Linked DNA regions of Mus musculus: region 2 is linked to region 1. A link is a loop called in an ENCODE intact Hi-C map of the cell type or tissue named here. Cell type or tissue: heart. All regions are shown on one strand.

Region 1 (5,000 bases):
GGGGTAGATAAGAAATGTCTAGAAGCGGGAGGCGGATCTTTAAAAATCCAAGCCACTCCTTCAACTAGCTCGCCTGGCACTCTGAGGCTTAAAGCAGTGCCCAAGACTGACTCCATAGCCCAGATTCCCTGCGCCACAGCATCCCTGCAAGCAGAGAGAAGGGAGCTGCTGTCTCTGTCTCCTTGTAGAGGTCAACGAAGCTTTTACAATCACACCCTGGTGAGCTCCAGAACCTTCCAAGAGTTCAGGGGTCCCGACGGAATAAATTCTAAATATCTTTCCGTGACTCCAAAGACCAGATCTGTCCAGAGCCTCCTGCCTCCTCTCTAGCTCTAAATCCGCCCACACACTCTGGCTACAATGACCTTTGTGTCCCTTTCACCAAGTCTATTCCCATCTCCAACCTTCTCCAGCCTGGATGCCCTCCCCCCCCCCACCCCCCTCAAGTCGCTCTCTCAGTGGAGGACCCCTCTTGCTGGGTCCACTCTTAAATGCCATTCCCCACAAGTCCTGGTCACTTTATTTTCCAGGCAGCCCTGTCCCAGCAGGTGTAGTAGGTATTTGCTCACTTAGAGAGTTTCTTCCTCTACTTCTCTGCGCACTTCCATGGCCCCCCCTCCAGTCTGGACCTTTTCATTTTACACAAGATATTTCCTTTAGCACTCGGATATGTGTTCACCACATGTGTTAAAAACCAACCAACCAACAACCCAGTAAACATTAGAGTCTATCTTTATAAAGAAAGCCCTCTTCTTGGCTGCCTGGGCCCCAAACTTTAACTCCTTCCCATCCCATCTTCCCCTCTTGCGACCCAGCTGACCCTTTTTAGACTTAGAAGCGAGAGGATCAGGGAAACAGTGTTCACAGCCCAGATAGAAAACTAGCCCAGAGGAGGGTTTCCAACCAACAGATGCCAATTTGCATTCTATTTACATGTAATTTGCATGCAGTTTAACTCCAAGTGCGGTTATTCCCAAAGCTCTGAGTGCCCACCAAAGAAACTTAGGAAATAACGTTCTCAAGTGCTTTGTCTACGGGGTGTGCTTAGCCTCTTCTGCATCCTCTTGTCTTTGTGGGGACCCCCGGAGCTTTCTGGACGCTGCTCAGGTGCCCCCACCCCGGCGCAGTCCGGCGGCCGATGCGGCGCGTGTGCTTGGGGGCCCCAGGCAGGGACGATGGTGCCCGCCACACTCCCGGGGCCTTTGTCCCTCTTCCAAAGAGCCGCCCCCTTGGCGAACAGAAGAAGAAGGGGGTAACTGGCTAGGCCGAGCTAGAACAGGGGGATGAACACTCTGATCTGGGGGCGTCCTCTGGAGCAAGGTCGGTGGGCCGATCCAAAACTGTTTAATCAGCTACCGCCGGCCAAGGAGGGGTGCTGGATCCTCATCTGTGCTCATCTCTCCCACCAGGTCCATGAAATGTGTGGGGTCCTTTGGGGCTTCGAGCCCCAGTCCCCTAGGAAGAGGGGACGTTGCACTGGGTAGTCCTTACCCCTAGCCTGGCTGCTTTCCTCAGAGGCCCAAGTGCCCTCGCCTGGGATAGAAATTCTTCCGCTTCACCATAAGCAGCCGCCCCTAGATTGCCAGCCCACTATTTGTCCCCCAGCTTCAGATTCCCTCCCTGTGGTGCCCACCCTCTCGCGCCTTTTTCCAAGAGTGCGTGGCCACTGCGGGCTGCAAGCTGGGTTCCCCAGACCCTGCGGCAGGTGAGATTTCAGGTCTCCAAAGGCCGGCCCCTGCCTCAGGCCATGTAGTGCTTAGTTCAGGACCAGCACCCTGGCTGTCCTCGCACCCCACCAACCGCCAGGCCCCCTGGAACCTGCAGGCGACGTCCCTCACAGGGGTCACTAGCACAGGGCCAGATTCCCCTTTATTCCCAGACGCTTGTAGTCTGTCCTCACCCCGGACCATAGTCAGAGCCTTAGTTCGTGGATTCCCCCACCAGATAAAGGTCCCCAAACCACTGCCCTCGGTCGGTCCAATGCGGCTCCTCTCCCGCCGCACTGTGGCACCCCTCACTCGAACCCCACGGCTTCTGCAGATGTACCCCAAGGAGGAGGAGGAGGGGGAGAAGGGAGAACAGAAAAAGCACGAGCCAGGATCCGCTCCGGATCTTTCCAAAATCACGGCGGGAAAAGTTTCTGGGGTCCCTACGGCGCCCTCCCCGTGCCCGCGCTGGCTGGTACTCACCGACCCTCGCGTCCCCGCAGCGCCGACGCTCCTGCTGGCCCTGGGCCCAAGTCACATCTCTGCAGCGCGCCCGCGGCCCCCGCTCCGCGCACGCCCGCCAGCCGAGCCCGCCTCACTGCATCGCCCTTCCGAGCTGCGGCCGCGCGAGGCGCCCCCTGGCCCGGCCCGCGCTGCAGCAGCCGCGGCCCCGCCTCTCCGTTAGGCCCCGCCCCAGCAAGCCCCGCCCCTGCCGGGTCTGCAGCTCTGCTCACCACCAGGACCAGAGCCACAGCTTGCTCGCATCCCCAGGCGCCTTCCTGGCTTGCTCGGAGCGCTAAGACGGCTTTCTCACCCAAAACTCCTGGTGCCCCAAATTCGAGGACATCTCCTCCTCCCTATTAAGAGTCCAGACGCACAGTTGCTCAGATTGATCTGTAGAAACATCCTCAGCCACATAGGACGCAATATTCCTACGAGGATCCTAGAGGGGCACTCCCCTCACACACCGGCAGCAGGTCTTGGACAAGGTTCTACTGCATGCGTTCTAAAGTCACCAAAGCCTCGCTGTGATGCACTTAGGAAGGTCCCCGATGAGCACATTCCCTGCCCTCTTCCACCCTGCTCCAGCCCGTCCTTTCCTCTTTAAGCACACTGAACCCAGCACCGATATCTTTGGCTATCCCAAACGTGACCATCACCGAGGTGACCTCCTCACGATGGTCCGTGTACAAGATCACCACCATCTCTTACACATCATTCACATAGGCACACACCCGCCACTCTCTTGGGCACACATACCTAGAGAGACCAGATTCTGGCTGTGCGCTGCACTGACGCTCAGGGCACAGATACCTCCAGTGACCACAGGGCAGGCATCGGACATACATGCTGGAGGAGTCTGGGACATCGCTCACCTGGCTGTCTGAGGTCAGCATCATCTAGGCTAGGCTTAGGGAGACTGCGCTTCGGCATCCCCTGCAGCGAGCTGTCAGTCTCGGGTTGTTCCTTACCTTTTCTTAGTCCCTGAAAGTCCTTTTCTCTCTTTCTTCAAGTTAGTTTTCTCCAGGGTCAGGCCACATAGAGCTTGGCTATGCGTCTCTGTGAATACACACACACACACACACACACACACACACACACACACACACACACACATATGTATATTTTAAGGACACATGTAAGGGACGTGCTCCTATGACACAGCCCTTCCCCATGTTAGCGACATTGTCCCGGCGCCAGAAACAGGGCTTGGTACACAGTAGGCGTTTGTTAAATGTTTTGCAGGACAAGGTCTTCCCAAGCTAGTACTGGTCAGACCGAAGAACTGGAACGTGGATGTGCACTGTCCCCTGGTGGTAGTTTGTGGAATTGACACCGACAGCTTTTAAACGTTTGCCTTCCTGGTCTTCAGGACCTCAACTGTGTAACCCAGACTGTTTTAATATGTGACCACTGGTGTACACCTGGAATACATTGTAAAGTTCTCCGCACAGGCATCTGGCCTTTGAAAGTTCCGTTCAGTGTTGGGTGAGAAACACCTGGCTCCATGTCCCAGAGGTCTAACTACTGCCATTTACAGAGTCAGAGCATCACAGAGAAGTTTCAAGTCCCTAGAGAGATGGCTGGGTGTGCAGGCTTGGAAAGAACTGCTCTGGGGACACTGGGATCTCCCAAGGGTGACATCTCTCTAGCGAGTCACTAACTCATGTGCTCACACGCTCAACCTAGGTCAGGCTGACCAAACAAATAAACTCCCAAACCAAGTATTTTCCCTGGTTCAACTTGTCACCTCAAAAATGATAAGGGCTGGGGGCTTTCCAGTGACACACAGTCTGTGGGACGTTGTCCATTGGTGTCTCCCACCAGACTGGAACTCAGTACCATCCAATTGGTTCTATTCAACCCTTGAGCACTTTCCCATAGACTACTACCATTGTGCAACTAAATGTTGTTGCTAGCGGTTATAAATGCACAGTGCATCTTATGTTCAAAAACATGCCTTGGGGGTTGGGAGCTATATCTTGATAGCAGAGTCCTTGCCTAGTCGTGCAAGAAAGCAATGGGTTTGATCCCCAACTCTTCATAAACCATGTGTGACAGCGTACAGCTCTAATCTCAGCTCCCAGGAGACAGAAGCAGGAGGGTCTGAAATTTAAAGTCATCCTTAGTTACATAGAGGCCAGTTAGACTTGTCTCAGGGTTTGGGGGATCCATGGGTCACATTTGTCCTTGTCCCATGTTCATCCCATCTCCTGCCCATGAGGAGGGCATGTCTCTCCAAGTATTTGTTGAACAAAAGGATAATTAAATTCCCATGTAAGAATGGCTATCTTGTGCCGGGCCTTTGAGCATGCTCTTTCCTCTGCAAACAAGGGGATTATCTCCCAGATGGGTGTGCTGCTCACGGCTATCCATCCCTGACTTTATTCATGGCATTTATGGAATTGTCTGTATCCCGAGTGTGACAAACAAAGGCTTGGAAAGCAGGTGTGTGTGTGTGTGTGTGTGTGTGTTTCTAGAAGTCTAAGGGGGTGGTTGGGGCAGAGGCAGGACTCAAATCTGGTTGGTTATATCTCACTCCCTTGCAAGTGATATGTCTGGAAACACTCCACGGAAAAGTGTCTAGAAGGTGGGGGTGGGGCAGCTGCCCGAGAGATCTTTTCATCGCCTTTTGTGATGAATGAGAACATCCTCAATAGACTCATGGGCATGCTCCTTTGGAGGTGGTGGTGGTTGGAGGAGGTTATGGAGCCTGATGGGGGACAATGTCACTAGGGGGCAGATCTGGAAGTTTATAGCCTCACCCTGCTTCCAGCCTGTTCCATCTGCTTC
Region 2 (5,000 bases), 180 kb before region 1:
GGAGTGAATAGTCAGAGCAAAGGTGTGGAGAAGTAGGGTTGATTACAGGTGTGTTTGGCCACCAGCAGAGTGTGCTGAGACCCTGACGGATGGTGGCTTTCAAGTCTGCAGGATACTGTGAGTGTGCCTCTGGTTCTGCCACTTTGGGAAATAGATGACCTTGGACAGGTTGGCCTTTTTGTGTGTATCCATGTCCAAAGCAGAGCTGATGGCAGGGTTCCATTGAAGCAGAGAGGAAAGGAAGTCGTATCCCGAGAGCTGGGAGCTCTGGGCTGCTGGCACAGGGTAGCTGCAGAGTTGGAATCTTAGCAGTCTCTACAACCACGGGGTAACGTGGCACTGAGTGTAGCTGAAGCACTGACAGCACAAGGCTTTGGGAGTTTTGATGGCCCAACCCTCTCTAGGTGTTTGTCTCTTTTCTCCTCCTCCCCACTTTGTCTCCCCTGTTCCTCCCTTGACTGGCTCCGTCTCTGTGTCAGGCCACTCTATCTCAATGATCTTGCGATGTACTCTTGCCCTGGCTGGCTTCAAACTCATTATCCTCCTGCCTCAGCCAGTAATGTGCTGGAATTATAAGCATATGCCTTCACACCCAACCTTTTGGGTTGATTTCTCACAGGCAAAACCTTGGCTCTGCGGGAAAGCAGGTGTTCATTTCAAGATGGCTGAATTGGGCTTGAGATCAGAGAATGCGCAACTCAGTGCGACAGATCGAGAAAGCCAGTGAGGCCCAGGGCTGTGAGCAGAGCCAGCTTGTTGTCATCGCTAGTGACAGTGTCTCTCCTCTTCTCAGAGCTCTCTGCCCTTCTTGTAGTTTTATTTTTACTTTTAAATTGTCCTTTATTCTTGAGGAGTTCATATAAGTATACAATGAAACAATCATATCAGCCCTCTATTTCCTTCCCCTTCAGCCCCTCCATGCCCCCCACGGCATGTTCCTCTTCCAACTTCATGTCTTTGTTTGTAATAGCCTGGGTCCAGTTAGTGCTGCCCGTGTGTGGATAGCTTTGAGGACACCCACTGGAGCATGGCAAACCTGTCATGTTCTATCTGGAAGACAGCATTTCTCAGTAATCCTCCCCATACAGTCTTTTTTTTTTTTTTTAATTTTTTATATGTTCAGCCTACTATCCTCTGTTTTTTCCTTCTTTATGAATCTTGATATTTATGGGAGACTTTATTACAGTGTATTTTGATGATAGCAATAACCCTCAGCCAACACCTCACAGATCCACCCTTGTGCCAGCTAACTTTATGCCCTCTCGTTTCTCGTTGTTTTATTAAACCTATCAAGTTTAGTTTGTGCTGCCCATATACTCATGGATTGTGGCCATCCACCGAGTGCTGTTGACCTTCTGTATTGCATTCCCTCCTCCCGAGGCTCAGAGATCCTTGTGGAAGAGAGGGACAGGGTGTAAGAAATAGTGTAAGTCAGAGGGGACGGAGGATCCAGGGAAGTGTTTCCCAGACACAACAGGGCAGTTGTACATGAATTCAGAGTGTCCGAGGCAGTGCTCACAGTACAGTGTGATGGCTTAGGAAATAACAGTAGTAGGCTATACCTTGGGGCCTGTGACCTCCCAGCCATGGACTTTGACCACAGTTGCTAGAAGCGTGGACATGGCAGTGCACTTACCCAGTGTTGGCAAGCCTGTCAACTAGTGCAGTTCCTGGGAAATCAGTCTGGAGGGTTCTCAAGGAGCTAGACCTGCCAAATGACCCAGCAGTTTAGCTCTTGGGATATAGAGCCTACCTACTACAGAGAGACTCTCATATCCATATTCACTGAGGCCTTGCAATGTGGTTTTGATGTAATGGAAGAGAGAGAGTGGGTGGCCTAACCAAAACCCACTAGTCCGTAAACTAAGTTCAAAATACAATGTTAAAAAAATTTCAATAAAATTTTCTTGTGGGAGTGGATAGCAGCACTGCTCCCAAATTTGTGTCACTTAACGGACCTCACAGTGCAAGGCATGGGACACTCCCTAGGAGAGACTGTTCAGGGAGGCCCCAGAGGTCTCTAAAGCCACACAGGCTCACCAGTGCTCCCGCTGCCCATGTAACTTCATGGTAAGGCTGTTGCTGGAGACACCTCACTGGCTGTGGATACAGAGAAACTGATCTCAAACTGACCTGGAGCCTTCCTCTCTGCTGACTAGCTTCCATAGTGCTAGAAGGATCTATGTAGGCTGCTGTAGGAGAAAAGACCTCAATGGTCTTACTTTCCACTGCACTGCGCATGCTGCAGTACTGACTGGCTATGGGTGCAGCTATGGCTGCTGTGGGTAGATTTGAGGCCTGCTCCACAGAAGGGGGTTTCTGTTAGTTAAATTTGTTGTTTGACAATCTGATGCATGAACACGGTGTATTCTGCTTTCTCTCACCCCACCTGCTCTCATTCCCTTCTTTTTTTTTTTTTTTAAGATTTATTTAGTTATTATATGTAAGTACACTGTAGCTGTCTTCAAATACCCCAGAAGAGGGCATCAGATCTCATTACAGATGGTTGTGAGCCACTATGTGGTTGCTGGGCTTTGAACTCACGACCTTCAGAAGAGCAGTCAGCGCTCTTGACCGATGAGCCATCTCTCCAGCCCTCATTCCCTTCTTATAACTTTCACTTTTTTCAGTGTACTTTTAAAGAATGTCAGTGCCAGAGCTTAGTTCATATGCTATGTCTCTGGTAAGCCGTCTTCAGTTCCCGCCCTCTGATCTCTGAAGACGACAAAGCAAGGCCAGCTCAGTCCTCAGCCTGTCTCTGATCCTCACCCTCTCTTATTGCTTCCCAACCTTTGTTACTAACTAGCAAGTAGGTCCTTGCTGCCCTGCCTGCAGATCGCCAAGCCACAAGGCCTTACTCTCAGTGTGCTGTGGTAGCAGGGCTTCTGGCACAGTGTCCACCTCACCCGTGTCCTGAAGGTGCTTCACAGATGAGTGGGAACTGCATGGAAACAGGAGTGGATGGTTCTTTTTTATAGAATCGCGGGCTGGCCTCTTACTCACTTGGTAGCTGAGGATGACCTTGAACGTCTGACCCTCCTGCCTGCCCAGTGCTGAGACTGTAGGCATAGGCTGCCACACCCAATCCATGAGGTGCTAAGGATTGAGCTCCGGGATTTGGGTATGCCTGGATCACTCTACCAACCTAACTGCATCTCTAGCCCCAGATTGCAAGACAGTGGTAGAAGAGCCAGGCACGATAGCCCGAACCTGTGACCCCAGGACTTCACAAGCTGAGGCCTGAGGGAATCCTGGTTCAGGCTAGCCTGGGCGGCAGAATAAGCCCCATTGAGAAAGGACAGTAAAGACCAATGGTAGCAGACCTCTCAGAGCGAGAGCATAAATCGTGACCAGTGGCCTCTGTGAGGCAGACAGCCCCACCCAAGCCTTCTGTAAGGGACTTAGTTTTTCATTTATAGTGAAATAAAGCGCAGTGGGGCCTAGCATATGCTTCAGCCTGAGGGCATATTGGTTGGAGCTGCTGTGCAGGTCAGCAGGAGGAACCTGAAGAAGCGTAGAGCAGACCCCACGGCAGGGCTACTGCTGGGAGCTGGTGGCTTCTTTGCTCAGGGACAGGCGGCAGCTGGACACACAGTAGGTGGGTTTCTGCATTCCCCTCTCTAGAAGGTGAGAAGCCACTTTTGAAGGAGAAAACTGCTTCTTGTCTGTCACTCGCTGGGCTTTCAGCATCGGTGTGGAGTGCCGCAGTTGTAACTCTTGTGAGGAAAGCCTTGATTGCAGTGGATGTGACTGTGTCCCCAACCCTGAGGACTCTGGTCAGAGCTGGAGCAGTTCCCAGGTGGGCAATGTTATGAAGCCACAGGGAGTGTGGGGACTAGGGAATAAAGTTACTGATGGAACCTCAGAGAGGCACAAGTGAGTCTCCACTCCAGCCATGGCCTCCATCCTCTTGCTGGCCTTTCTTGCTCATTTTTCATATGCAAAACATTGCACCAGAAATGAAGATGCGCATAGAGCCCCTGCTGTAGTGAGGGAGAGCCAGTCTGTTGACTGTTAGTTCATAGGGCAGTTTGTAAAAAAATGTCTTTCACTGTGTACCCGAGGACTCTTGGAGCAGAAGGGAATGAGTTGTCTGAGAAGAGCCAAAAAGCTTCACAAAACAGATGCACTGGGAACCTGAGAGGGCCGGGTGCTCACCGTGTCCTGGAGGCCATCCTAGAGACTGAACGCCTGACACAGAAAAGGCCTGGAGGCCAGAAGCAGGATAGTCCCTTCGAAGGGGTGGGAAGATGGAATTTAGAAGATAGGCCGAGTCCTTACTGTAGAGAGTGCCAGACTCCCAGCAAACAGCTCATGTTGTTCTCTCTGCATTACTAGGTTGCATAGGTTGTCTTCGTTTTATAGGTGAGAAGGAAGCTTGTGGTTTGCACATGACATCTGCTACGTGGCTTCGTCTTTCATGGAGGCTCGAAAGCACTGCTATTAAGAGCAGTCCCCTCATAACAACACATACTTTCCTTCCAAATCCGAAACGCATGTGGTACTAAATGCCTGTCATCATAGACTGCCTGTTTGATACACTTGTGAAAAACCCTCCATATGTGTGTTTATATGGTGTATGTGCGGTGCAAATGCATACATATCATGGTGTGTGGTGTGCATATGAGGTCAAAGGACATTTTTTTTTTTCAAGACAGGGTTTCTCTGTATAGCCCTGGCTGTCCTGGAACTCACTCTGTAGACCAGGCTGGCCTCGAACTCAGAAATCCGCCTGCCTCTGCCTCCCGAGTGCTGGGATTAAAGGTGTGCGCCACCATGCCCAGCTGACATTCTTGTTTTGAAGCAGGGTCTTTTGCCAACTACCATAGAAGCACTGGCTGGGCTATCCTGCTGGGCTTTGCACCGGGGCTAGAGAGATGACCTCAGGTCTTTAGACCTCATAAACCAGCACTTTATCTAAGGTTTCATTTCCCCAGGCCTGGGTGGCTGTTGTTGTTTGGGTTTTGTTTGGTTTGGTTTTTTTGGAGACTGTCACAGTA

Evidence for each region. A loop is a pair of places that touch in the nucleus more often than their neighbours do. Peaks named below come from ENCODE experiments on the same cell type or tissue, not always from the same donor. Only the 100,000 strongest peaks of a DNase experiment are listed, where the experiment ranks them.
Region 2: a loop joins it to region 1, with 3 times the contacts of the local background. A loop is called at or near these places in 1 of 42 quality-filtered maps.

The regions. Positions count from the first base shown.
Region 1 is chr7:118,992,851-118,997,850 of GRCm38, forward strand. It overlaps Gprc5b (G protein-coupled receptor, family C, group 5, member B), which reads right to left and starts at 2,361. Exons shown (of 4, transcript NM_022420.2): 1 at 2,190-2,361. In heart, CTCF peaks have their summits at 2,342 and 2,541; DNase peaks (open chromatin) are centred at 1,401, 2,391 and 3,461; H3K4me3 peaks cover 2,811 bases; H3K27ac peaks cover 1,676 bases; H3K27me3 peaks cover 1,428 bases.
Region 2 is chr7:118,814,873-118,819,872 of GRCm38, forward strand. The region is part of intron 26 of Vps35l (VPS35 endosomal protein sorting factor like); the gene reads left to right. Among named protein-coding and RNA genes, the nearest start is that of Gm26147, 15 kb to the right of the region's middle. In heart, no CTCF peak of the experiment used is centred here; no DNase peak of the experiment used is centred here.